Regions from separate parts of the Mus musculus genome. Here region 1 is linked to region 2. Evidence: chromatin loops called from intact Hi-C (ENCODE). Cell type or tissue: left cerebral cortex. All regions are shown on one strand. Links, peaks and the distances in the headings refer to the core of each region. The heading gives the core; the rest is flanking DNA.

What was found. Peaks named below come from ENCODE experiments on the same cell type or tissue, not always from the same donor. Only the 100,000 strongest peaks of a DNase experiment are listed, where the experiment ranks them.
Region 1: it touches region 2 in a loop (3-fold over the local background); 5 of 42 quality-filtered maps call a loop at or near these places.

The regions. Positions count from the first base shown.
Region 1 is chr1:78,588,829-78,599,744 of GRCm38, forward strand. It overlaps a transcript of Mogat1 not described here. Among named protein-coding and RNA genes, the nearest start is that of Gm39665, 5.9 kb to the left of the region's middle. In left cerebral cortex, for the core only: no CTCF peak of the experiment used is centred there; DNase peaks (open chromatin) are centred at 1,928, 5,185, 6,225 and 6,513; H3K27ac peaks cover 1,442 bases.
Region 2 is chr1:78,650,989-78,661,904 of GRCm38, forward strand. Acsl3 (acyl-CoA synthetase long-chain family member 3) reads left to right here and starts at 6,837. Exons shown (of 15, transcript NM_001033606.2): 1 at 6,837-7,115. It overlaps Utp14b (UTP14B small subunit processome component), which reads left to right and starts at 6,837. Exons shown (of 3, transcript NM_001001981.3): 1 at 6,837-7,115. In left cerebral cortex, for the core only: no CTCF peak of the experiment used is centred there; DNase peaks (open chromatin) are centred at 6,816 and 7,879; H3K4me3 peaks cover 3,707 bases; H3K27ac peaks cover 3,228 bases.

The sequences.
Region 1 (10,916 bases), core at 1,908-9,907, 62 kb before region 2:
GAGTCTAGCCAGAATGCCAGAAGCTATGTGACTGTTAGCCACATGCTTCTCTTGTGAGGGCTGTGGGGGCAGTAACTTTGACAAGAGCCAGGGGTCCAGGAGACTTGATTGAATGCCTTCTGTCCCATGTAGGTGGAAATTACCACCCATTAAGTACCACCGGGGTTCAAGGCCTCAGCTCAACTGGAGACCTGGCTGTCTGTGCATAGCCCATTGCCCCATAGTTTCCCTCAATAAATACTAAAAACTTAAAGATAATTAAATAACCTGAAAATTATTCAGTAAACTAGACACATAAATCAAGCCTAACAATACAGAATATACTACTACTAAAAGTTGGTGGCCTATACCCATAATTCCATCTGTTGCAGGTAGAGGCAAGGGAATTGGGACTTAAGCTAAAACTCTGAATACATATGGATTTTAAGGCTATCCTGAGCAACATAAAACTCTGTCTCAGAAATTAAATGTATATAAGCCTGATCATGGTGACACAGGCAAATGTCTATGAATTTGAGTTCAGCTTGGTCTACATATTGTGTTCTAGGCCAGCCAAGGCTACATAGTGAAAGAAACCCTCTTCAAAAAAAGAGCCAGGCATGGTGATGTATACCTTTAAATCTCAGTACTTGGGAGGCAAAGAAGAGAGAAACTCTTCTAGCCAGAGCATTGTAGACATCCTGCCTCAAAGTACATACTGTACTGGCTGGTTTTGTGTGTCAACTTGACATAAGCTGGAGTTATTACAGAGAAAGGAGCCTCCCTTGAGGAAATGCCTCCATGAGATCCAACAGTAAGGTATCTTCTCAATTAGTGATCAAGGGTGGGAGGGCCCATTATGGGCCCATCCCTGGGCTGGTGGTCCTGGGTTCTATAAGGAAACAAGCTGAGTAAGCCAGGGGAAGCAAGCTAGTAACATCCTTCCATGGCCTCTGTATTAGCTCCAGCTTCCTGACCTGCTTGGGTTCCAGTCCTGAATTCCTCTGGTGATGAATAACAATGTGGAAGTGTACGCTGAATAAAGCAAGTTTCCTCCCCAACTTGCTTCTTGGTCGTGATGTTTAAGATTTATTTATTTATTTTATATATGTAAGCACACTGCCTCTCTCTTCAGACGGACCAGAAGAGGGCATTGGATTCCATTACAGATGGTTGTGAGCCACCATGTGGTTGCTGGGAATTGAACTCAGAACCTATGGAAGAGCAGTCAGTGCTTTTAGCCACTGAGTCATCTCTCCAGCCCAGTCATGATGTTTGTGCAGGAATAGAAACCCTGATTAAGACACATACATACATAATACATATATATTTACATACATCTATACATACATACTTACATACATACATGTTTTATGTGTGTGTGTGCATGTATCCAATAAATTTCTGCAGTGAAGTACCTATATCAGGTATGTAAGTAGAGAATGATAAAGATGTGGAAAAGATTTATTGCCTCTAGAAGCCAGTTCACCTGTATCAGATGCATAAAATGCAAACTCATCTAAGAAGTCAAAATCCTCCCAGAACAATGTCAATCAGCATCTGGCTTCTCTGGCTTTGCTTCATACCTGTTGACCAGAGTGTTATCTGGGGCACTGAAGTCTAATAGGCACATCATGCAACAAATATCCAGGAGTAAATCAAAAGGGGAGAATACTGGACATCACATCACACGGGCCCCCCTGGGGGGTGCTTCCTATGTTTGAGAGAAGAGTCATAGGAGCCGTGGTGGGTATCTTCAAATATTTGTACATCTCTTAGCAAGAAGTAAACAAGTTCATGTGCAAAGTTGCCACATGGCACAGTCGGTAGCCACAGGGACCAGTCGAAGTGGGACTGAATCTGGGTCCAAACAAAAACATCTTTCTAGAGCTGCCAGACATGGAACAAGCTGTTCCTCTGCCCTGAAGAGTTTTGAGCTAGTATGAATGCCCCTGACTGAAGAAATCTGGCTGTCCCTGGCAATGGCCTACTTACTATTCATCCCCTTCTTTCTGTCTTTCCACACCTCCGGTTTACTCAGTGGTGAACAGATGACCCAGTGAGAACCTCAGATCCCGGGGAAGTTCTCTGCTGGGCCAATTGGGTGAGTACTGTTTTTCGACAGCAGAGACTAAAGGAATAAGAGGCTACTGTCCCCTTTATTTTGCCAAAAATGAAGATGTGATGCTAAGGGGTGAAGAAGACATCTTCACAGAGGGAGGGAAAAGCAAAGAGAGACCATGCTGACATCACCGAGTGGTGGCTTCACACAACCAGCAGCCTCTTCCCTCACACTCCTTCCTGTGGCAGAAAACCAGAGCCCAATTTGTTTGTGTCACCGCACTAGGATATTCTGTTATCTCAAAACAAACACATTTATCATTAGTCAAGGGAAGTAGAATACAAAGTAAAGCCTCAACTCCTGAGATATTTTAACTCATAATCCAAGTTAATATATTTAAAACTCCCTATACAGAATCACCAAGTGTTCTTTGAAGCTCCTGCTTTGTAGATGGCAGTGAACTAAGAATACTAATCCCTCCCTCGCAGATGTGCACTGCCGACGCCTCTTACCTTTTGCTGACAGTTCAAGAGGAATCCAGAAAGCCACAGTGATGTCAGTGTGAGGAGAGCTGACTGTGATCGGGGATGGGGTTTCTCAGTTGGGTTTTCAGTACTACGCATGGTACCTTGGGTTAGTCAGAGTTTTACCCTTTGAACTACAAGCTCCAGCCCAAGAGTGAGTTTCACATTGCACTTTTTATAATTATGCAAGCGCTACTTCCCATCCATATCTCTTTCATGGGGCTGTGAAGACAGTGCTGGGAGATTTCATTTAAGCCAGCATTCCACCTTCCTCCGTGACCACCACCAGGGAGGGAGCAATCATGCCACATGAAGGCTACCGAGGAGCTTGTTCTGGGGAAACAGAGTGGGTTCCCAAGCCAGAAGGAGCTCTGTGGCCACTGCTCTGAGACTCAGCCCCAGTGATTTGGCTGCAGGAGCGCACCACCATCACCACACACTCATCAGATGCCTTGCTTTTGTATAGCTTTGTCAGCACATGATACTGCAATGACAGGCCAGAAACCCTCAGGCAAAGCCCCAGGTTTGCAGAACCATCTGTGTGTTGAGGTAATTTCCAACCCCAATAAGCCTGTATGAAAACCACACAATCTAGTTGTTACATGTATAAGCTATGTGCCTGGACTGGGCAGATGTAGTGCTATACTAACTATTTCCCCAATTATAAGACTCTTTGCTACTTGTGGTTTCTCCTGGCCACACGATTCTGCTCCATCATGGCTTCCTACCTCCTCCTCCTCCTCCTGCCGTCCTCCTCCCTCACTCTCCCAAACCTCTCGTCCCACCTTTCCCTTCCACTGCCCGATCACAGGCTTTAGCTTTTATTGACCAGTTAGAATGGGGAGAAGGTTCACTTGAGATTACCTGATCCACTGCTCATCGGAGGCAACTCCTCTTGAGGAAGCAGAATTATCATCAGAATACAAACAGCATTACAGCAACCCACAACATCTGTGTAAGACTACCGCAAAGCTACCTTCAAAAGAGGAAAGTACCCAGTGCTGATATCAGAGAGCTGCCGAGGCCAGTTGAGGAGCCAGGAGGGAGCTAAGTCCAGAAGAGAACAAGATGAGGTGCCTCAGTAGCATTCAAGTACAATGCCACTGTGATGGTCCATCTTGATTGTCAACTTGATGGGACTTAGAATTTCCATAGAAACAAATCTTGAGCCATGTCCATGAGAGATTATCTCCATTAGGTTATTGAGGTGGGAAGACCGATTCTTAATGTAGATGGTACCATCCGGTGGACTGGGTCTTGTACCAAATAAAGAGGAGGAAGCCAGCTGAGCACAAGCATCCGTACCTCTCGCTGCCAGGATGGACCATATCCCTAGGAACTGTAAGCTAAAATAAAACCTTTACATTGCTTTAATCATGTTTTTTTGTTTGTTTTTCATTTTTGGTTGGTTGGTTTTTTTGTTTGTTTGTTTGTTTTGTTTTGTTTTTTTGAAACAGGGTTTCTCTGTGTAGCCCTGACTGTCCTGGAACTCACTCTGTAGACCAGGCTGGCCTTAAACTCAGAAATCCACCTGCCTCTGTCTCCCAAGTGTTGGGATTAAAGGCGTGGCACTACCATTGCCCAGCTGAGAGAATGTCTTAAAAGAGGTAACTGAGTTAAAATGCAGTGTGTAGGATGGGTTTCTACACATTCTGACAGTACCCTTATAAGAAGAAATTCAGACCCACAGAGACGTTTGGGATGTATCTGCAGAGGAAAGATCATGTAAGGACACGTTGGGAAGGCAGCCAACTGTAAATTAAGGTGGCAGGCCTCAGCAGAAACCAAACATGCCCAAATCTTGATATTGGACTTCTATTTCCAACACTGAAAGAAATAAACAGCCATTGTATGAGTATCATTCTATGTATGGGTCTTTGTCAAAATAGCTGTGTAGACTGTACTGTCCCCAGCTTCTCCAACTCTGGCCTTGGCAGAAGGAGAAACAAACCATGTAGAAAGCAAGCAAGCAAACAAGCAAGCATACAAGCAAGCAAGCAAGCAAGCAAACAAACAAACAAACAAACAAACAAAAAGCTGTCTTTTCTTGAACATGTTCAGATAATTTACAAAATATATTTTATAATAAAAAAGTAGCTTTAGAGGTTGGATATGGTGGTACACGCATGTAATCCCAACACTCAGGAGATAGAGACAAGAGGGTATGAATCTCCCAGACCAGCCTGGGCGATACGAAACTCTGTTAAAAACAAACAAACAAACAAACAAACAAAATCACAACAGCCTCCCCACCCCCACCCCCACGAACAACAACAAACAAGCAGACACCCAATAATCACTTAAATAAATAAAAACAAAACGGAAGCATCTGCCATTAGTGTCAGAGCCCGGCTGCTACCACCGACTCTTGAGTGTGTTTGTTCCCATGTTCCGGTCCACGGGTTTATTTTATGTGTTAGATTAAAAAGCAGAGATGTAGAACTTTCTCATGCATTTTTCTTAACAGGAACATTCTTTGGACAGAAATGGTCAAACACATCGGTTCCTTGATTAGGGCCACCCTTTGTCTTTGTTCAGGCTGGGGCCTTTCTCCTCATTAGTGTCTTAGCCAGCTGCCTCATTCAAGTTGAGCTGCAAAGAACAAACCCCCTGCCTTTGCCAGGAACATGCGGCCTGGCCTCTGTGTGCCCCTCACTGGGCCATTTCTATTTGGCACCAGAGGAAAAGCTTCCCCAAGTCCTCAGCAATCTCAGCAATTAGGCACAATCTCCTAATGCTCACAGCTTCCTTTCTGACTCACTTAATCCATCTCAGGCGGCTCCTGACAAACGTTAAGCTTAAGGCCAAACTGTGTTTTGATGCCTGAAGAATTTCTGAGGAGGGACTCATGAAGCTTTCTACACACAGTCAAAGATGGATGAGGGATGGAGACATTTTCTTCAGCGGTGTAGCCACTGGTGGAGTGCCATAGTTCTTGTAGGCAAACTCTTGTCCATGTTTATCTAAGCGGTCCTAATGAAACTCATCACTTGCACTCACAGCCACATACACACACACACACACACACACACGCACGCACGCACGCACGCACGCACGCACACAAGGGCTAACTAGGAGGCCAGGGTCAGCAAGAGTGAGTGGCGCATGAAAGGGTAAGAGAGGTAACAGCTCATACATTACGTACATGTATGAAAATGTCAGAATGAAAGCCATTGTGCTATATAAATTAATAAATGCTAAAAAAGAGTTTTGAAGCCCTTGCTCCTTCTCCACAGAACAAGGTTCCCCTCTCTCCAGAGGGACCTTAGCTTTCACTGAGGGGGTTTTCTGGTTGGTCACAGTCACTCCTCAGCCTCAGCCTGGAGCTGTAGATCGAGGCTATCCTGGTGCAGCTCAGAGCTCCCTGGAGACAGGCAAACACTGGAAAGGAATGAACTCTGGCACAGAATGTGTCAAGACAGTGAAGATGGTGAAGGGTCCCCAGGCTGGGGTGAGTTTTTTTTTTGTTTGTTTGTTTTTTGTTTTTTTTTTTTCTTTTTTGGAGTGGCAGGAAAACAGGTCATCTGAGGCTCATCCAGGCAGCTGCTCCCCTCTTTCTAAACTTATCCCTCTTCCTAAAAGATACCCAGATTTGAACCTATGGTAGAAACTGCTGTGTCACTTGTTTTTCTTTTTTAAATACTCTTAATCTTTATTTCCAAAATTAACTCCTCCTCCTCCTTCTTCAGTAAGATGGTATTTCTGGACCCGGCTGGGAGTCAAGCTCATACCAATAAGAAATAACCAGAAAGTAGGATTTCTTTCTGGTACAGTGTATAGTTGGGTTTTTTAAAACCATAAAGTAGTTGAATTATTGAAAACTAATCCTATCCTCTCTCCAACTCCTCCTAAAGACAGGAACTATGACAAGTTGGTGTGTATTTTTAGATGGCTTTTATACAAGTGTTTCCTGACATGTCAGTTTGAGTCTCACAAAAATGACAACATTTGTAATTTCGAGAAAGTGAGACCTGCTGTTCCTCGGGGGAAGGGAAGATCATGTGGCTCATATAAACGCCATGAAGCTCCTAGGCTAAGATTCACATAACTTCCACTACAGATAGACTCTCTGGGTCTGTAGCCACAGGTCTGAAGACAGCTCACTCTTGCCTGTGTTAGGCCCAGATCTAAACTGCGGGGCACAAGTTGGTTGTTCTGGGGGCTCCGTCTCTATGCTCTGTCACCTCAGCTAAGGAAGCACTGTAGACTATGTGGCATGATTTTTTTTTTAAATGACATTTATCTGTTAATTTTGCTCCTGTGGTTGTATGTGCCTGAGAACCGGGCATGCCGTGCAGGAATGTGGAGGTCAGATGACAGCTGGGAGGACTTGCTCTTTCTTTCCATCATATAGGTCCCAGGGATCAAATTCAGGTCATCAGTCCCATTGCCTGTCTTTTCGAGCTGAACTACCGTGACAGTGCTGGACTTGCTGACTTAACCAGCAGATTTCTTTCCTCCTCAGCCTAGATTTTAGAGAAGTCTAAGATTAGGATGACTCTCCACTGCTGGCTTACACACGTCCACCTTCTCCTGTGTCCTCACATAACCACGGCCTCCACCAGATTAGGAACCAAGGAAGGAATTACCCGATAGCGCTTTTCTTCTTGTCTGTTTTCGGTCGTGGTTTATTTCATCATTTGGTTTTCGAGACAAGTTAGCCAAGGTTGACCTCAAATTTCAATTGATCCTCTTGCCTCTGCTTCCTGAGCGCTGGTTATTTCCTTCCTTGTCTCTGGGACAGGGTTTTGCTATGGGCCCAGGCTGGTTTGGAAGTCATGATCCGCCAGATGTAACCAGCATGGTAGGAATGAAGATATTCTAAAGAGACCTTTGTATCAGGGCTGGCGAGGTGGCTCAGTGGTTAAGAGCCCTTGCTGTTCTTGCAGAGGTCCTGGGTTTGGTTCTCAGCCCACATGGATCAGTTTTTAATCGTTTTGTTGTTGTTGTTTCTCTAGTTCTGGGGATCTGATGTCTCTTGATTTCCTGCACTGACTGTCAGACGGTTGAAACAGTGGACTGACTTCCTGAAATGAGAATTCCCCAGGAATCTCATGCTAGCTCTTGCCAGGAGAAGGAAAGGGCACCAGCCAGAGGGGAAACTTGCCCCCTTTCCCAAAAGATATCAAACAGTTCTAACAAGCACCTTACAGATTAGACTAAAAGCCAGATAGTAATTGAGTTGGAGGTAGGCAAACCCTCACACCTTGCCAGGGTGACAGGATTCCAGGTCTGTGTTACCATGTCTGACTTCATGTCTCTCCTTCTATAGTTGTTATTTCATAATTTCATACATACATGTGTATATATCAACTTCCATCATTTTCCTTATTATCTTCTCTTATCATCTTCATATTGCCAGCTAGGAGTCTGGATCCAGTTTGTTCTTCTCTTCTGATCAAAGAATTAAAATGCAGGGGCAGGGTGTTTTGATCCCAACAGGTAGCTGCAGGCAAAAATCTGAAACTTAACAGGAAGAGATGAAAGATACTTTTATTCAAAGTGAAGAAAAAGGGGGGGAGGAGCACAGAGACAACACGACAAAGAAAGAAAAAGAAACAGAGAGACACTGAGAGAGATGGAGAGGAAAAACTTGCAAGACGCACTAAACAGCAGAAGGGGGACATAAGAAGCAGAAGCTCTTCTGGGGAGTTGGGTGGGTCCTTTGAAGGGTTGCTGGTGGGTTGGAGTGGGGTCCCCTTTCCCTAACTTAGAATTAGCTGCTTTAGATGAGGAAAGGGAAGCTGATAGGAGCACAACTTTGGGTACACACATCCATGCCAGGCCTCGGGAGCATACCTGACCAGTCTGGACCAGTTAGCTATCAGGGAGGAGTGGGGATCTATTGGTGGTAGAAAACACCTGCCAGACCTTTGTCTCAAGTTAGGAAGAATCCAGAGGTTTGCTATCTTCATTATCCATCTGTAGATTTCCTTATATGTCTGCTGTTCAGGGATCTAACCAGTAAGCCATATTGATACTGATTTTAATAAAATGGTGAAATTCCTCATCCCTCTGTCTCTCCCTCCCTCCCTCCCTCCTATCACATACCACTTCTTATTCTCAGCACAGCACATCCTCCTGTACCAGCATGGGGGGTATTTGTTTGTTTAATGTGGCTGCTGCATTATTAGGGTTGCCTGCAGGAGCACCTATGGAAGGTTAGTTACTTGAGCAAGGGAAACATATCAGTGCTCAGGGGCTATACCACTGAAGAGTATGTCCTTCACTCTTCCCCCAATAACCTCTAACTGCCAATAGCTCCTCAGGGAAAGGTGCTGGTCCCTGTCCTTCACAGGTCTCCTGCGGGTGGCCACTGCATCTTTGGTTTCACCAATGCCCCAGTCATGTTATATCTATCCAGAAGACAGCACTTCTTCCCTTTCTCTGGCTCTTATGTTATTTGGTTCGATTCTTCGGCCGTATTGTCTGAGCCTTGGAGGAGGTGATGGAGATGTCTGGCTCAGACTTGAGCACTCTAGATAAATAAATAAATAAATAAATAAATAAATAAATAAATAAATAAATAAAAATATCACTTCTTCTCAACAAGTTGACCACTTAAGAGTCTCTGCGTTAGCCGTCACCCATTGCATAGGGATGCTTCTCTGACCCGAGCAGAGAGCTGCACTAGCCTATGGGAATAAGCATAAGTATTTAGAAAGCCATTTCCAGTGATTCCTTCATTCAATAAGGACACCGCTCTCTGATTAGACCTATGACCTCATTTCATCCCCAATACCCCCTGAAATAATAGTCAAACCTGTCACCAGGGATTCGTCAGATAGTTGTATGCATGATGGTCTGCATTTTTAAAAAAATACTACTACTTTTTTAAAAATAGTAATAAAAGCAGCTATTGGTTTAAGTGCCTACTGTGTGTTAGACAGTGCACATGGCACTTTTTTTGTGCGATGTTCCTTTCTGTAGTTTGTTTTTCTAAGGCGAGGCTGTGTAGTACAGGCTAGACTTGAACTCATTATGTAGCCCAGGGCAGCCTCAAACTCTCAGAAATCTACTCCCACCGAGCACTAGAGGGACCTGCATGAAGCATCACGTTCATGTGTAGTTTGATAAAACTCCCTGAGACGACTGTTATTACTCCCAGGATGATACGACACAAAACCAAATTTGTTTCTCCACATTGAGTGAATCCTGGCTAGAAACAAGCACACTGACTGCTGTAGTGCCTGCTGGCTGACAAAGGGCAAAGAGGGGGAACTAGGACAGAGCAAGACCCACACAGCTAGCCAATGCAGGACCAGAGAGAAGAAAACACGCCTTTGACTCTGATGCACTGATGTTCGGGTACACTGATGTTCTTTGCCAGGGCCTGTCTACGGGAGGTCCCTGTATTTTTCTCTGCCTCAGTGACTCTTTTTAAAATATTTTCCCCTATAATTACAGTGCCTGTCCTGAGAGATGCTGGCTGGGTATCAAGGTCAGTCTAAGCTCAGACTCCTCCTAGAGCTGACGCAGACCCAGGCATGGCATCGTTGTCCATGCAGGCTTGCATCCAACACTGTCTTTCAGGGATTCTGTGTCCAGGTTCTTACACCTGAGGCTCTAGGGTTCTTTGTGTTTGAACTTGACCTCTGTGGTTCTCGCTGCTCCCTCTTCGTGCTTCTGATTGTACACAGTCCTTTGTTGCTTTTTATCTGATCCTATCTTGAAGCTCAAGTTTCAGCCCCATTTTTTATCACAAAGCACTAAAACAATAAATATAGTTTTTTCTGGGCGCTCTCCTTTCAGGTCAGCAAGCTCACCCCTTTCCCAAGCTGCTAAAACTTTCTTTCATTTTTGTTGTTGTTGTTGTTGTTGTTGTTCTCTTCCCCAGGAAACTTTCTTCTTCTTCTCAGCACATCTCGTACTTTCTTGCATGTGTTCTTCTTTTCTTCTTCTCCATTTTTCCTCCTGCCTCTGATGGACAGCTGTGTGCACACACACTGGGTAACATCATTTTTCTCCTGTAGGGTTTTGCAGCACCCTTGTCTCCTGGGCTGTCAGGAGCAAGCTGCATCCCTAGCCATAGGGAAGGAGAATCCCTGTGGTTAGTGAATTTGCTTTCATATTCAAACTCTAGCTACACCCATCCTCCTCTGCTTCACACATCTCTATGTGCATGTCAATGTACATGTCTGTAGTAGTCTTTGGTCCTGTCCTTTTATACGAATTCTTCCTGGAACAAATATCTTAACTCAAGTGGAATTTTGTTCTGAACATAAAACCAAAGGCTACTTACAACTCTGACAAAAAAAAAAAAAAAAAAAAAAAAAAGACATTTTTGTTTTGTTTTTTGAGACAGGGTTTCTCTATGTCCTAGAACTTACTCTGTAGACCACGCTAGCCTT
Region 2 (10,916 bases), core at 1,934-9,933:
CTGTTCAGTATCCATAGCTGAATTCAGTAGATATGTACTGAGATGACTGGATGTTGACGTTGTACCTACAGCGCCTTGGGTAGATTCTGGGGATTTGTAAAGGAAGGCAGCGTGATTCTGGCTCTCCAAAAGCTCCTTGTAGAACCAGGGAGAAATATAACAGAGCAGACTAGAAGAAACAAAGCTCCAGGCAGGAGCATCTGATATTTTGTTCTCTCTCCTTTTGCTAGTAGCATACTCTGAGTTTCTTGTAGCAAGTTGTACCATCTCTCCTAATGTATTTCTTCTGGATTTTAGGGGTATAAACTGCAGAACTCCATCCTAGGAGGCAAAATGGAGTGTTTCATCAGCCATGGATGGATAGAAAGACTGGGTAAGGGGAGACACATAACCCCACAAAACCAAATTAGATTTTGGAGAAGAGACTCATGTTCCAGTGGGATGGGAGGCAGGAAAGGCTTCTTGCCATCTGCTGTCATGGGAACCTGAGAGTGGAGCAAAAACCAGCACCAAGGAAGCTGGCTTGGTCAGTGATGACATCAGTCGTTCAGATGTCTCTTTTGTTTGTTTGTTTGTTTTTGATGCATTGCTATCAAGCTGACCTGGGACTCGTTATACAGCAAAGGACCTCCTGATCCCCCTGCCTCCTCCGTTACGATGCTGGAATCATATGACCTGCTGGCATCATGTGTGTCGCCACACCTGGCTTTTGATATCTTTATCAAGATGACTCTGAGGGTGGATATACTCCTGGGGCCTTTAATTTTATAAGCTAATAAACTCCAGTTGCTGTTGCAAGTGCAATTTGCATTTCTCTTCCCTTTAGCCTAAAGTGGCCTAACCCATAAATCAACAACCTGAGAAACAACATGGGAGAAGTCCTGTTTTGCATGAAGGTTTCATTTGGCTTGTTCAAGTTCATTGCCTTAAATGCTGAAATCTAGCGGAAACTTTAGATCACAGAAACTACGTTTCTTTTGTTTGTTTCTTTTTCTTTTTGCTTGTTTGTTTTTGTTTTGTTTTGCTTTTTGCAACAGGGTCTCACTCTGTAGCCTTGAACTAACAGAGATCCACTGGTCTAAAGCTCCATTGTAGTGCGATTAAACGTGTGCGTTTCTTGTTGCTTGTATGAACTTTGCAAGTTGGTAAAGATTCCTCAAAATACCCATGTGTATAGGTGACAAGAACTAGACCCCAGAATCCAGAAGGCACTCTAAAGTTTCAGGAACTTTTTTTTTCCTGCCATAAATGAGTCAGGTTTTATTAGGCTTTAATATAACCTGTATTTCCGGACCTGTGCATCTGAAATTGTTTCTATGCCCTCTTAGTTATCTTATTCATATTTCAGTGAGCACTGTCATTATGGTTAATGGTCTTGTTTTGTGACAGGGTCTCACACCTCGTCAAGCCTTGAGGCAGTCATTGGCCTTACTGCCTCAATTCTGGGATTATAGGTAGGTGTGAGCTACCACATCCAGGATATTTATTATCTTGCTTACTACTTGTATATTTTTCTGTGACAGGGTCTCTTGTATCCTAGGCTGCCCTGAAACTCACTTAGCATCCTTGATTTTGATATTTTTTCCCTGCATCTCCTGGATGCTGGGAGTACAAGTGTGATAACAACCACATTTGGTTTATTGGACCCAGCATTTTGTGTCTACAAGGCAAGCATTCTACTGAGTTACAACTTCAGCCATTGTTTCCTTACCCTTTTTTCTTCTTTCTTTCCTCCCCCTCCCTTTCCCCTCCCCTCCCCTTTTCCCTCCCTTCTACCTTTCCCCTTGCCTCTTTCCTTTTCCCTCCCCTTTCTCCTTCCCTCCCTTCCTCTCTTCCTTTTCTTTCTCATTTTCTTCCTCACCTTCCTAGTCTTCTTCCTCCTCTCCTCCTCCTCCTCCTCCTCCTCCTCCTCTTCTTTTTCTTCTTTCAAGACAGGGTTTCTCTGTGTAGCCCTGGCTGTCCTGGAGATTGCTCTGTACAGCAGGCTGTCCTGGAACTCACAGAGATCCACCTGCTTCTGCCTTGAGTTCTGGGATGAGGTTAAACATGGGGAGCACCACTCCTCGGGCGCCATCTGACTGAATAAGATAGAGAAAGCCAGCAGAACCAATGGGACTTATTTCTCTCTGCTTCCTGGCTTTATGTGCATACAGACCAACTGCTGCCACTCGGCCATCGATGAGTCCATACTTTGATCAACTATAATTATGTAATTAGAAAACTATGAAAAAGTTATTATCTATTGTCACAATTTTTAAATCAAAGGAAACAAACAAACAAACATACTGCTCTAAATGAAGGACATGAACTATTGCTAGACTAAGCATTTCCGAAGACAGCAGAGCAGAGACTCAATTGCTTGCCCGATAGATATTTTCGCCTTTGTGGCTAGGAACAAACCTTGATTTTTATTTGAGTTGGCATTGTGTGTTTATATTTCCCATTTTCCTTAAATGTGATGATATTCTAGTTAATGAGACTTAAGGTAAAGCTGGGGGAGAGAAGCCTCTAAGGGGGTTACTGGACAGTGGATCTCTATTGTAAGTTTCTGTTACCTCCCCCCACCCCACAGTGAAGATATACTGGTCCTCTCTCTCCAGTGCAGCTACTGTATAACTCTGAGTATGATATTGCTCACTGAGGATGAAAAACCAGGACGGAAGATATGTCTTAGGTTTCTTGTGATTCTCTGGTTCTGGTCATGAGTTATGAATCTGGGACTCCTTTTAGGTGTCCCCCCCCCCCCCCACAAGCCACTTTTAATTTTAAACTTAGTTACAGGCAGTCATAACATAGACATAAGTTTGCTGTATATTTATGACTTCTCTTCTTTAATCAAATATATCAAATGCAGTCTAGAAAAGATTATTTTTTGAGATAGAGTCTCTTGTAGATCAGGTTGGCCTATAACTTGCTGTGTAGTTGAAACTGACCTCAAACTTCTGATCTTCCTCCTTCTGCCTTCCAAGTGCTAGAATTACAGGTATTCACTGCCGTGACCACCTCAGAAGGTCTTTAATAAGAAACTCAACTATGGTGGGGCGTTAACTGTAACTGTCTGAATACTGGGCTCCTTACTTATATGAAATAGACTGTAGATTAAGAAGTTACAGAGGGGCTGGAGAGATGGCTCAGAGGGTAAAAGCACTGACTGCTCTTCCAAAGGTCCTGAGTTCAAATCTCAGTAACCACATGGTGGCTCACAACCATCTGTAATGAGGTCTGACACCCTCTTCTGGTGTGTCTGAAGACAGTGTACTTATGTATAATAATAAATAAATCTTTAAGAAAAAAAAAAAGAAGTTACAGAGAAGATAGGAACCATCCAGGTTGCTAAGGATTCACAGGATCTCCTACAACTCCAAGTTCATCACTGATAATAGTCAAAGCTGGAACTTGAAGGCAGGACTGCTTGCTATAGCACACAGCAGGACCTCCAACTAGGGAACTTACTTCACAGCCAAGAAATACAGCAGTAATGAAGAGCATGTTGTTTGCTAGCTGGCTCACATACTGGCTCAGCTAGCTTTCTTACTAAGGTTGGTGCTGCCCACAGTGGGTTGAGCCCTTGCCGAATCAGTTAACAACCAAACCTCCCCTCAGGTATGTCAGAGGTAGAGGCAGCTTCTCAGTTGAGATTGGTTGTGTTAAGACAGTTAAAGTTACCCAGAATGGTCTTGTAGGTGGAGCAAGCTGGCTTGACCTTGCAGTAGTCCTGCCTTGGAATCTGAAGTGCTGCAATTGTTTGCCTGTATTTGTTATTGCTCTGCCTTTTGAAGTCTCTTTATGTCAGACAATAGTGGTTTTCTTTTGTTTTTTGTTTTTTTTTTTTGTTTTTTTTTTTTTTGAAACAGGGTACATATAACCCTGGCTGTCCTGGAACTTGCTACGTAGACTAGGCTGTCTTTGAACTCAGAATCATCTGCCTGTCTCCCAAGCGTGGGCTTAAAGACTTGGGCTCTCATGCCAGGCTATAAGTGACATTTTAAAGTTGCTTCTTGTTGATTATTCTGCTCCTTGGAGTCAGAGCCTCCTTCATTCACACAGCATCATGTGCTATATTCATACCCACCCACCCACCGGAAATGAAACAAAAACATTCCTGTTAAAACTCTAAATATCAGCTGGTTCTGTTGTCTTATCGTAATGGGAAATGTAGTTTTTGTGATATAGTTACAGTCTCTTTCTATGCCCCTTCACAGGAAATAGACCATTACATGTTTATGTCAATTATAGACAATTCCCCTTACTGTTGCAGTAAGTTGGAAACACACCAAAAGGGCACAAGGGACTGCCTACTCCTGTTCATGATTTCATGTGGTTGACCCTTAATAGTCTCTGACTTGAAGTTTTACAAAAAAGAAGGGAAATGTAATCAAAATTCAATACCCCTCAAAACTCTGAACACATACTGAATCCTTTCTAAGAGAAAAGCAAATGTGCTTTGCCTTGCCTTGCCTTGCCTTTCCTTTCCTTTCCTTTCCTTTCCTTTCCTTTCCTTTCCTTTCCTTTCCTTTCCTTTCCTTTCCTTGTCTTGGTTGGTTATTCTGAGACAGAGTTTCACTCTGGAGTTTAAGCTGGCCTGCAACTCACTGCGTAACCCAAGCTAGGGCCAGTGTCACAGCAGCAGCCCTCCAGCCGCAACATCTCTAGTGCTGGGATCACTGTGCCCAGATGTGTTTTTGCTTTTTCTTTTTATTATATTTATTTTGTGCATGTGTACTTGTATCCCATGGTGAACTCAGGTCATCAAGCTTCGCACTAAGCACCTATAATCCTCTGAGTCACCTTGCCAGTCTCTCTCTCTCTCTCTCTCTCTCTCTCTCTCTCTCTCTCTCTCTCAACAAAACACCATCTTCTGCTTCTGGCAGGCCTAGACCTTACTAAATAGGCTAGGCATGCCTCAAATTTAGAGATCTATCTGCCTCTGCCTTCCAAGTACTAAGATTAAAGTTGTGAGTCATCACACCCTGTTGTTTCAAAACAACAACGACAATAAATAAACCTAGGTGAGGTTGGAAGATTGTCTGGAGTTTAAGGTTAGCCTGTGGGCTTAGTGTAAGCACGAGTTTCCAGGTGTAAACAAAGCCTAAAGAGGTGTATCACACCTGTAATCCTAGAATCACTGTGAATTCTAGGCCACCCTGATCTACATAGTAAAATCCAGGCCTGTCTGAGCTACATGAGATCTTGGCTCCCACTCTCCCACAAAGAACTAAACAACCATACAAAGAAGCCTAGTGAACAGAAGCACAATAATTTCTGTTTAACTAGTATTAAACAGCAGACAATATTCCAATTCAGTATTTGAATCTCAAGAGTATTTTCTGTTAAATGTAAATACATGCCCATAAAATATTGTTTAGCCTATAAAGAGATAACGAAGAAAGATGTCCCTGGAATTCTACACATGTGTTTTATGTTTGTTAACTGGGGAGGAAGGTTCACTATTAGTTTTGCTGTCTTGAAGTTGCTTAGTTTTTCTCAAGGTTTGCAGTTCTGAATGACCACTTCTGAGGTACACATCTTCATCCCTCTGTAGACTGGAAATTCTGCATTCCTTTTATTGGCAGGGTTTCCTTGGGAAATGTGAAATTCCTAGTAGGAGCAGGCTGCTTGAGTCAAACACTATCTGTTCTTTCAGGCAATTAGACTGGCTAGGGGCCCAAGGTGAGTGAGTGAGCTGGCTTTGTAGAGTGTATCATGGCTCCACCTAGCTCAAGTCCTGGCAGCCTCCTCGGAGTTTTTAAGATTGTCCTGGGAAGTGAGCCTCTTTCTGCCTTAGCTTGAGGCTAGCACAGCAACTCGACCTTTCACCTACTTAAAGAAAAGTTCACAGACCAACTAAATAATAGGTTAGGTTAAGAAAAAACAACTCTGCTACGAACAGTCTCTTTCTAATATTACACTCCAGTGGCTGATTTAGTCATTTGTGTTTTGCTGGGTGAATGTTTTGAGTGGGGGGAGGCAGTTGTAAAATAAATGCCTATATCCTGATGTAGTGTCCAAGAGGATCTATACAATGGCAAACTAAACAACACACACAGTCATAAAGATTCATAAAGCTTTTTTTTTTTTTTTTTTTCCGAGACAGGGTTTCTCTGTATATCCCTGGCTGTCCTGGAACTCACTTTGTAGACCAGGCTGGCCTCGAACTCAGAAATCCGCCTGCCTCTGCCTCCTGAGTGCTGGGATTAGAGGTGTGCGCCACCACGCCCGGCTGATAAAAGATTATTTTTGAGTAAAGTTTCATCCTTTGCAAACATGAAATGTGGGTATGCGAAGATTTACGAGTAAACGGGATACACGCTGCATTAAACGAAGCCCATGCAAGAGAAATAATACAGGGCATGCTTTGAGCTTTCCCCTTCACAAGCATTTTCAAACGTCATTTTTTTTTTTTTCTCTTTGCAAGATTTGCTAGAAATCCGTGTTCAAACTAGGATAACGAACCCAGTCCTGAGAAGAATGGGGAAAAAAAAAAACAAGCAGGTTATTTCTTCGTTTATATTGAGATTTATGCATCGCAGCAGTGAAGGCGGGTTTTGCAGTTCTCAGCGGGGGCACCCTGGACGCCTCAGGTCTTCCCGCCCTGCGCCCCCTGCCCAGCTCCCCTCTGCAGCTGCTGTAGCTGCGGGTCCGTCCCGCCGCTCCCCTCCCCAAGGGCTCAATCCCCGCCCTGCGAGGGCCCCAGTCGGGTCCAGCCGTCGGCGGCTCCGCAGAATGACCCATAGTAACCTCGCCCCGCCCCTGCCGCCAGCACCGCGCTCCCCAGGCCGGCATTTGATAGGCCGAGCCCCGCACGCGCCACCGCCCGCGGGCCAATGGGCGGCGGTCTCTTTGCATATGCAACGAGCGCCAGCCCGGGGTGCGCGTCCAGGACTGCGGCTCAACAGACGCTGCTCAGCCGGCGCCCGGGAAACGTCGCTGCGGTTGTGGCCGCGGTCGCGGGCTCGGACGAGGAGGCGGCGGCAGAGCGGGAGGCTGAGCCGGCAGCAGGCGGTCGTCCCCGTCTCGCAGGGCGGCCCCAGCAGCTGCGTCAGGGTCCTGAGGAGGTGGCGCTGGGCAGGAGCCGCTCTGAGGAGCAGCCAGGCCTGCGTGGGTCGGAGCCCGCGGTGAGTGCGCGCAGCGCCCGTTGTGAGGCGATGAGGGTCGCGGGATGGCGGCCAGGCCTCCCTCCTCCCACTCGGCGAGCGTGCATGCCGCTCGCCGGTGCCTGAGGGGACTCCTGGGCCGCGGGGTGCTGGGCCGTGGCGAGGGTCGGGGAAACGGGGGTTGGTGGAGGGTGAGTGGCGAGTAGGGCGTCCTCGCGGATTCGGGGAAACCGCCGGCGTGGAGCTGCGGGCGCGGGAGGAAGGATGCACCGCGGCCTCCTCCGCGGGCGCGGGCACGTGGGTGGGGTCGTCCCGCTCCACGCGGCCGCGCGGCGTCCGTGGGAGGTACCAGCGCCCAGAGGGTCCCTGAAAACTGCGGGTGTGGGACAGGAAATGCGGGTGCGGGCGGTGGGAATGGCGTGGGGAACCTCTGGTGTCTCCTCCTAAGTGCGTTTTAGTCTCGGACGAGTCAGTCATGAGATGCATACATAGGCAGCCCCGGGGGTCACTTGTGATCCCCGTGATGGGATTTCACAGATGAAGATCCAACTGTATGGTCCGTTCTGGTTCTAGAACAGGTATTCCGATCACTTGTACATAGAGCCCCTCAACTTAGAAAGGGCAGGACAGTTTTTGGGAATCCAGTGGAAACTAGAGAGGGGGGATTGATAACTGCCTAGAATGACAGAGCTGGCATTTACTGAGCTTTTTTTAAAGGCCACACACCAAGAACTTTGTGCATGGCTATGTTTACATTGTTAGTCCACCGGGACGGTCGCACATTCTCAGTTTTACAGCGAGAGAGCCTGCACTGTGGACACGTTAACTTAGCCCAGATCTGAGCTACTAGGAGAAGCTTGAGCCCCAGGAGGGCCTGTCTGAATCTAGAACAAATCTCTGATGGCTTTAGTAGCAACAGCCCTCTGTTGGTGTTTGAATGGTTTCCGTGGCTTTGGGTTTCTAGGTTCTTTTGGGTCTTAGGGGTTCTGCAGAGCTGTAGTTTGGTGTTTTTGTTTTTCCTGTTTGTTTTAGGCTGTTTTGTATGCGCACTTTGGCTCTGAGTGTTGTTGAAGGGTGCTGCTGAGTTGCCCCTAGAAGTGCATGCAAAGCTTATTACAGAGAGGGAAGTGTTGGGACTTGAGAGTGCGTTTTCTGGTGTCTCCCTGAGCACCCCTCACATGTAGAGTTGAAGGCTGATTGTATTTTCTAACTTAGGCTCTGATTCTTCTGTCATAAAGTGCCTTGACTCCAGTGTGGCCACAGGAGAGGGTCACCTGGTATCTTTGGAGTCCAGTTACTGGATTTGTAGGACATTTGGGCCGAGTGACTGGTACCCTGTGAGTCCCAAGATGTCCTCCTTGGAGAAAGCAAAGAAAGAAGGACACACTGAAGGACACTGTGTGTGGGAATAACACTAGCGCCTTCCTGATTCAGTTAATTGTTCACGGAGAGCCTTCTCATTGAGTCATGTCAGGCATCTTAGCAGGTGCTGGGAGATATAACAGGGATAGGTTGATCTGTCCCTGTGCCCTCAGGCTGGGATTAGACTACATGCCAAGGATTTTGTAGATAAATGGGTGATTGCAACCTATGTTACATGCAATAAAGGTGAAGTATTGGATGATTGAAGATTCTAACAAGCATTATGATTTACATGGAAATCCAGGGAGCTGCTTTTTAAGAACGGATTATGTGAGATTTTTTTCCTAGATGTCCAATTTGTGCTCTGAGGCTGAAATTAAATGTACATAGGACAAGCGCTTCAGAGCTTTTTGAGCAACTATAATAATATATTTTTTTATTTTAATATATTTCCCACCAGATTGTTATCTCAGTTCAAATTGTGGAGTATCTGAATGAGATAGGTAGGGAGTATTCCCAGGCCCGCCTTTAGAGTGCTTAAAGCTCAGAAGCAGCAATCTTTTATATGGATGTGGATTTGAAGGTGTGATTTAGACGTCCCCACCTCACAACACCCACCTCACCCCACTTACCCCTCAGTGATAGGCTTTTCTGATTTACAGTAAGCATCATAATTTTTTAAAGTATTCATTGTAGCTTATATTTTACTCAGTAACTTAACATAAAAATTTCAGCTCTAAGCTGGGTTTGGTGGCTCACCTTTTATCCCAGCACCTAGGAGGCAGAGGCAGGTAGGTTTGAGGCCAGCCTGTTTTATGTAATTCCAGGACGTAATTAGACCCTGCCTCAAAAAAACCAAAAACTAAATAAACATCTTTCAGTTCTTAGGAAGCAAGAAAACCATGCATGAATTGGGATATAGATATCTATTCAAACACTTCAAAAGGTAATATAACTAATTGTAATACTTTTATTGGATACCAGCTGTATGCAAGTATTGTCCTTTGTGTATACTGTTTAGAATAAGTGCAAAGATGTGCTTAAAAGTCCCTGCTCTGAAAATTTCATATCAATACTGATTTTTTTCATAGCACTGTCATATGTTATACTAGCTGAGCCTTTGAAGAGGTTAGTATGATGAGCAGAAATTCACGAAAGTGGAGATGTTAGGCAGAAAGCTGTTATGGCATGGTGATAGGTAGTATGAGCTGAGAGGTGAAGGTTCTGTTTCAGATCCAGGCAACTGGAGGGCTTGTATGCACTTTCATTCTCCGAACTGAGGCTCATTGTGAAAGAAGTAGATATTGGATGTGGGAGAACATGTTTCTAGGTTTAGAAGTGGTCCATGGCCTTGGGCTTCTCTTTAGGGTGCTGGTTTGGTTTGGTGTTCAGAAGTAGAATGCCATTTTGGGGCCTTCTCTTGTTCTGGTGAGAGTGTCTAAAACAATGTGCATGTCAGGCTGCCTGTGGAGGAGTAAGAGCAGAAAGAGGCCCTGTTAGTACTGAGTAGAAGAGGCAGAGTTTGCAAAGGAGATAGAAACGAGTGGCATGTTATTAGTTACCTCAGTGTTATTGTGACAAATGCCTGATCAAAGAAGGCAGGAAAAGATTTTTGGTTCATAGTTTCCAAGATGTCATTCGGTTTTAGTGGGGAAGGGTTTGTTGAAAGAACATTTCATATCCAGGTGGCCAGGGAGTACAGAAAGGAGAATATAGGCAGGTTCTGGGGCAAGATAAAACCCTAAGAATACCCCACTGGTGACTGACTTCCTCCAAAGACTCCACCTCCCTGTAATGCAGTGCTTGTGTGTCTCTCAAGGAGTTGGTGCATGGATTTAGGCTAGCTCCCTGCTTTGTCTCTGGAAATGCGTTTACAGCCCCTTTCCTCTAACCAGGGCTATGCTTAACTAATCTGCTAGGCATTTATTAATCCAGGCAAGTTGACAATCAGGAGTAACCATCAAAGGACACTGTGGAGATAGTTGGAAGTAGTCACTGTAGGGAAGGCAGTCAGTCAGTACCTTGGAGTGAGTGCTCCTGTGAGAACTCTTTGACCTTGCCGCTATGGTAGGATGGGTCAAGCCAGAGGTTTTTTTAATTGTAGTTTTGAGGCAGAATCTGTGTAGTTGCGGCTCTTCTCCAGACCGCTCTTGCTCCCCTCTCAGAGATCCTCCTGCCTTTGCCCAAGGATCCACCATGCCCACTGTTGACAAGGTTTTTGTTTTTGTTTTTGTTTTTTTTAAGGCAAGTCTTCTCTCTGTAGCCCTGGTTGTCCTGTAGCTTACTATATAGACCATTCTGGCCTCAAACTTGGAGATCCACCTGCATCAGTCTCCCAAGCGCTGTGGGAGTAAAGGCTTGTACCCACCCCCCCCCACCCCCCCTCTGCTGCCCAGCTCTCCCCTCTCCCAACAGAGGTTTTGATCTTATGTTTTTAATGTTGAAGGAGGCTTTGTGGAG